2 separate regions of the Homo sapiens genome follow, and region 1 is linked to region 2. Evidence: read pairs that join two places in POLR2A ChIA-PET (ENCODE). Cell type or tissue: B cell. All regions are shown on one strand. Links, peaks and the distances in the headings refer to the core of each region. The heading gives the core; the rest is flanking DNA. Region 1 overlaps REL (REL proto-oncogene, NF-kB subunit). Region 2 has its middle 49 kb from the start of PAPOLG.

Region 1 (2,917 bases), core at 95-2,594, 200 kb before region 2:
TCCGTAAAAAAAAAAAAAAGAAAAGTACAAATATGACATGTTCGTCCATTTATTCTTTCAACCGTTTTAGTTTGTTTGTTTTTTTGATACGGGGTCTCACTGTCACCCAGGCTGAAGTGCAGTGGCACAATCTGGGCTCACTGCAACCCAGCCTGATAGGCTCAAGTGATCCTCCTACCTCAGCCTCTGGAGCAGGCTGGGACTTGCAGCACGCACCCATGCCCAGCCAATTTTTTGTAGAGATGGGGTTTCACCACATTGCCCAGGCTGGTCTCGAACTAGACTCAAGTGATCCACCCATCTTGGCCTCCCCAAGGGCTGGGATTACAGGCATGAGCCACCGTGCCTGGCCCTTTTAACACATTTTAATTAAGCTTCTTTCATGTGCCAGAGATACAAGGAAGACAGTCCTCATCCTCCAGAATTTCATGATTTAGTGTAGGAAAAACATGTAATCAAAGTTATAGCAAACCATATTAGAAATATGTACAGGTACTGGCTGGGTGCGGTGGCTCACGCCTGTAATCCCAGTACTCTGGGAGGCCAAGGTGGGCGGATCACCTGAGGTCAGGAGTTCAAGACCAGCCTGGCCATGGTGAAACCCCATCTCTACTAAAAATACAAAAAAAATTAGCTGGGCATGGTGGCGCGTGCCTGTAGTCCCAGCTACTCAGAAGGCTGAGGCAGGAGAATTGCTTGAACCTGGGAGGTGGAGGTTGCGGTAAGCCAAGATTGCACCATTGCACTCCAGCCTGGGCAACAAGAGCGAAACTCTGTCTCGGAAAAGAAAAAAAAAAAAAAAATATATATATATATATATATACACACACACACATACACACACGCACACACACACACATACATACACACACATATATATATACACACACACACAGGTACTTTGGGAAAACAGAGAGAAGGTCAGGGAAGGCTTTAAAGACGATGTGATCCTTAAACTTGGAGGGTGAGTAAGAAAAATTCACCAGGCAGATCAGGGTATTTCATGCAAAGGAACTGCATGTATAAAAGCACAGAGGTAAGAAAGAACATGGCTCTTCTAACAGTGCAGATAGTTCAGAACGGCAAAAACAAGTAAGTGCATGTGTGCACTCAGTGGTAGAGGAAGGAGGGGTAGGAAGCTGAGGTACAGAATGAAAGCTAGAATGGAAAGGAAGGCTTCCAGATTATGAAGGGCTTTAAAGGCCATATTTGAGAAGCTGAACTCAGCATGTAGATCAGATCAAAGTTTCTCAGAGTATACTCTGTGGATCACTTGCATCAGAATCATCTCAGATAGAGATTTTCAAATTGTAGCTTGGGAACCACTGATTGTAAAATTAATTTAGTGGGCTGGGTAAGCACTAACAATGCAAGAGAGAAAGAAAAAGAAGGGAAAGGAAAGGTACAGAATAGAATTGAGTACACTGCATGTAGTGGGGCGATATGGTTTGGCTCTGTGTCTCCACCCAAATCTCATCTTGAATTGTACTCCCATAATTCTCATGTGTTGTGGGAGGGACCCAGTGGGAGATAATTTGAATCATGGGGGTGGTTTCCCCCATACTGCTCTCGTGGTAGTGAATAAGTCTCACAAGATATGATGGTTTTATCAGGGATTTCCGCTTTTGCATTTTCCTCATTTTCTCTTGCTGCCACCATCTAAGAAGTGCCTTTCACCTCCGCCATGATTCTGAGGCCTCCCCAGCCATGTGGAACTGTAAGTCCAATTAAACTTCTTTTTCTTCACAGTCTCAGGTGTGTCTTTATCAGCAGAGTGAAAACGGACTAATACATAGGGTATCGCTGTCCTAAGGGTGTGGTGTATGTATATATATTGAACTCAAAAACAAAATCTATTTCTTACTGTGGGTCATGGTGAAAGAGTTAAGAAATACTGATCTAGATGTTTGTTAAAATGCAGATTCCCAGCACACCTGTCTTTCAAGTCACCTGCTTGGCCCTCTTCCAAGTGTATTTTTCTTCCTTTCCTTCCTGCTCTAAGGCTTTTTAATAAACTTTCACTCCTGCTCTAAAACTTGTCTCGGTCTCTCCTTCTGTCTCCTGAGGAGGCAAGAATTGGGGCTGCTGCAGACCCGAACAGATACTTTTGGCTGCTAACACACTTTGGTGCCATGTGACTCGGATAAGTTATTATTTTAAAAATATTTTTTAAAATGTAGATTCCCAGGACCCATACCAGCCCTATCAAATTAGTGGAAGTGTGGCCTGAAATCTACATTTTTAACAGTACTAAGATATTCCTATGCACATTCAAATTGAGAACCACTGCTGAAAGGCTCGGGAAGGAATGAATTTGCAAACAGGCTGGGTGTGGTGGCTCATGCCTGTAATCCCAGCACTTTGGGAGGCTGAGGCGGGCGGATCACAAGGTCAGGAGATTGAGACCATCCTGGCTAACACGATGAAACCCCATCTCTACTAAAAATACAAAAAATTAGCCGGGTGCGGTGGCGGGTGCCTATAGTCCCAGCTACTCGGGAGGCTGAGGCAGGAGAATGGTGTGAACCCGGGAGGCGGAGCTTGCAGTGAGCCGAGATCGTGCCACTGCACTCCAGCCTGGGCGACAGAGGGAGACTCCATCACAAACAAACAAAGAAAAAACAAGTAAACAACAACAGGAAACATAAATAGTGGGAAGGATTAACTGGCAGGATTGTTCCTTCCCCAAATCAATATTCATCCAGGCGGCATGGTAGAGTTGTTAAAACCATGACCTTAGAGTCAGGGGCTCCCTATGTTCAAATCCTAGCTCTACCACTCATCAGCTATATAACCTTGAACAAATTACTTTCCTTTTCTTTACTTAGAGACGGGGTCTTGTTCCGTCGCTCAGGCTGAAGTGCAATAGTGAGAACACCGTTCACTGCAGCCTTGACCTCCCAGGCTGAAGCAATTT
Region 2 (2,917 bases), core at 138-2,637:
CCACCTTTCCTGGAGACAAAGGCAGGGGAGCCAGACCTTCTTCAGGACAGCCAGCTTTCAGTCATGGCAAGAAACTAAGCAGTTTCCTATGGGAGGGGTGCTGACAATGTTGGAGGTAGGTTTACTGTGCGAGCAGTGGGCCAGTGGGTCAATGGAGAGAAAACACAGGGACCTTCCATCTGGAGCAGTGGCTGAGGATGGGAAGGGTGGGAAGCATGCTGGCATAGACTGGCCAAGACTCTAAATGATATTCTAGACAGCATGGCTCAGCTTAGAACCCAAAGTAGCATTGGTTTCTTTTCTTTTTTCTCTTATTTTCTTTTTTTTCTTTTTTTTTTCTTTTTTTTTTTTTGCTATGAAGTCTCATTCTATCCCCCAGGCTGGAGTGCAGTGGTATAATCTCGGCTCACTACAACCACCGCCTCCCAGGTTCAAGCGATTTTCCTGCCTCAGCCTCCTGTGTAGCTGGGATTACAGGCACCTGGGTAATTTGTCTATTTTTAGTATAGACGGGCTTTCGCCACGTTGGCCAAGCTGGTCTCGAACTCCCGGCCTCAAGTGATCTGCCTGCCTCAGTCTTCCAAAGTGTTGGGATTACAGGTGTGAGCCACCGTGCCTGGCTTTCCCCCCTCATCTTAAGATCTGCTTCTAAGTGTTGACTTATTTTTATTTTTGAGACAGTCTCCCTCTGTCCCACAGGCTGGAGTGCAGTGACAAGATCTCGGCTCACTGTAATCTCCATCTCCCAGGCTGAAGCGATTCTTGTGCCTCAGCCTCCCAAGTAGCTGTGGCCACAGGCTCTGGCCAACACGCCTGGTTAATTTTTTTGTAGTTTCAGTAGAGACAGGGTTTCACCATGTTGGCCAGGCTGGGCTCCAACTCCTGGCCTCGAGTGATCCGCCCATTTCGGCCTCCCAAAGCGCTCGGACTACAGGCATGAGCCACCGCTCCTGGCCTAGTGTTGGGTCTCTTAATGGTTTTAGGCAAGGAGGGGCAGTTACAGATAGGTCAAGGAGAAAGAGCACTTTCTAAGTAACGTGCTGCCCTGCTGAAGAATAGTCTGTCCCACGAGGTAGTGACTTCATCATATATTGTTTGTTTTTAAAGAAGTGGGATGGACATCTGTCAGGGAAGCTGAAAGTAGGGTTGGGCTGCAGAACTTCAAAAAATTCTAACTCTGAAAAATCTGAAATTTCAGAGTATAGTATTTGGCTATGACCCCCTCTAGTGGCCATTGTGCAGAATTAACCATAATACAAACATTTCAGAACTGAACTCAAAATTTCAAACCTCAAGACTAGCTAGGGTTTGTGGCTTTTAGGGAATATCCTAAATTCTGTTATGTGGATAATTCTGCATGAAATCCATCGAGGTGTCTTGGCTTTTACTGTTTGAATCACATTAATGATTTTTTCTAAATCAGAGGCAGCTGTATCAGGAAGACATCGCTGGCTGGTAGACTTCTGCACCAGGCACATAAAGTCTAGGAGAGCAAAACAAATCAGATTCCTGTCTTCATGGTGTTTACATTCTTGTATGGGGAACAGATGATCAATAACCGGTCAATAAGAAAGTAAGACTCTGATTAATGTTATGGCAGGAAATAGGCAGAGTGTGGTGACAAGGACTAAGGAGGCTGACCTACTTGCATAGGGCACTCAGGGAAGGTTTCTTTAAAGAGGTGACATTTAAATGAGAAGAGGCAGAAGAATATCCCAGGCAGGCAAAACAATAGATACAAAGGACCTGTGGTAGGAACAGCTCATCTAGGAGCTGATGGAAGGCTGACATACCTGGAAAACGAAATTAGCAAATGGCATAAGGCCTGGGTTGTGGCTGGAGGACACCCCAAGGGCCAGATCATACCAGTTCTTGAAGACCATGGGAAACCTCAAAAGCCATGGGAAATTCAGTTTTGATAACTTTCATCCCATCTTAACAGATTGTGTTTATTTATTTATTTATTTATTTATTTATTTATTTGAGATGGAGTCTCGCTCTGTCGCTCAGGTTGGCGTGCAGTGGCACTATCTCTGCTCACTGCAACCTCTGCCTCCCAGGCTCAAGTGATTGATTCTCCTGCCTCAGTCTCCCGAGTAGCTGGGACTACTGGTGCACACCACCACACCCAGCTTATTTTTGTATTTTTAGTAGTGATGGGGTTTCGCCATGTTGGCAGTGGCTGGTCTTGAACTCCTGGCCTCAAATGATCCGCCTGCCTTGGCTTGCCGAAGTGGTGGGATTACAGGCATGAGCCACCGCGCCCAGCCTGTATTTATTTAAAAATTAATTTTATTGAAATTATCTGTACCCATACTTTGCTTCTAAATGGAATAAATATTTTTTAAAAACTTGAATTTGATTTCATATTAACTGATTTTATCTGTTGGTTTCTAAGACCATAGATTTCTTTTGTACTAAACATTCTTTCTCTACCAGCATTGGGTAGTGAATTTAGACAGGTAATATTGAATTGGAAACAGCAGGTTCTTTGTTGGAAAACATAGTACATTATTCTCTAGAAGAGAACATCATCAAGGCACTGACCTCTTTCTAAGGAGGAACTGGAGAGAGTTTTCTCTTTTCATGAAGACAGCTTCTGTGCTTGAACTACTTCATCCAAAAAGAGACTTACTAGAATTAGCCAAGCCCCAAAGTATGAGAGTTTTTCTGCAATGTGAAAAACTTAACATTGTTTTACTTTGTCAGGGAATTTCAGAAATGAGTTAAAAATTTAAAGCTCAATGTAGATTAGTCAGCTTCTTTTGATCTAAATATTTCTTAATTTAGAAGCACTGTGAAAAATGAGGATGACGAATGCTAGACAAAGCCAACACTATTAAGTTTATAAAAGAAAAACATTCAGCATGACTTCAAGGTTGGTGGATGGCACGCATACAGCCAGTGGGCCCATTGT

Evidence for each region. Peaks named below come from ENCODE experiments on the same cell type or tissue, not always from the same donor. Only the 100,000 strongest peaks of a DNase experiment are listed, where the experiment ranks them.
Region 1: POLR2A ChIA-PET joins it to region 2 with 6 read pairs; 2 of 35 experiments call an interaction of 5 or more read pairs at or near these places.

What each region holds. Positions count from the first base shown.
Region 1 is chr2:60,904,800-60,907,716 of GRCh38, reverse strand. All of the region lies in intron 4 of REL (REL proto-oncogene, NF-kB subunit), which reads right to left. Among named protein-coding and RNA genes, the nearest start is that of REL, 25 kb to the right of the region's middle. In B cell, for the core only: no CTCF peak of the experiment used is centred there; a DNase peak (open chromatin) is centred at 1,059.
Region 2 is chr2:60,706,168-60,709,084 of GRCh38, reverse strand. No RefSeq gene overlaps it. Among named protein-coding and RNA genes, the nearest start is that of PAPOLG, 49 kb to the left of the region's middle. In B cell, for the core only: CTCF peaks have their summits at 1,026 and 1,228 (motif pointing left); a DNase peak (open chromatin) is centred at 1,204.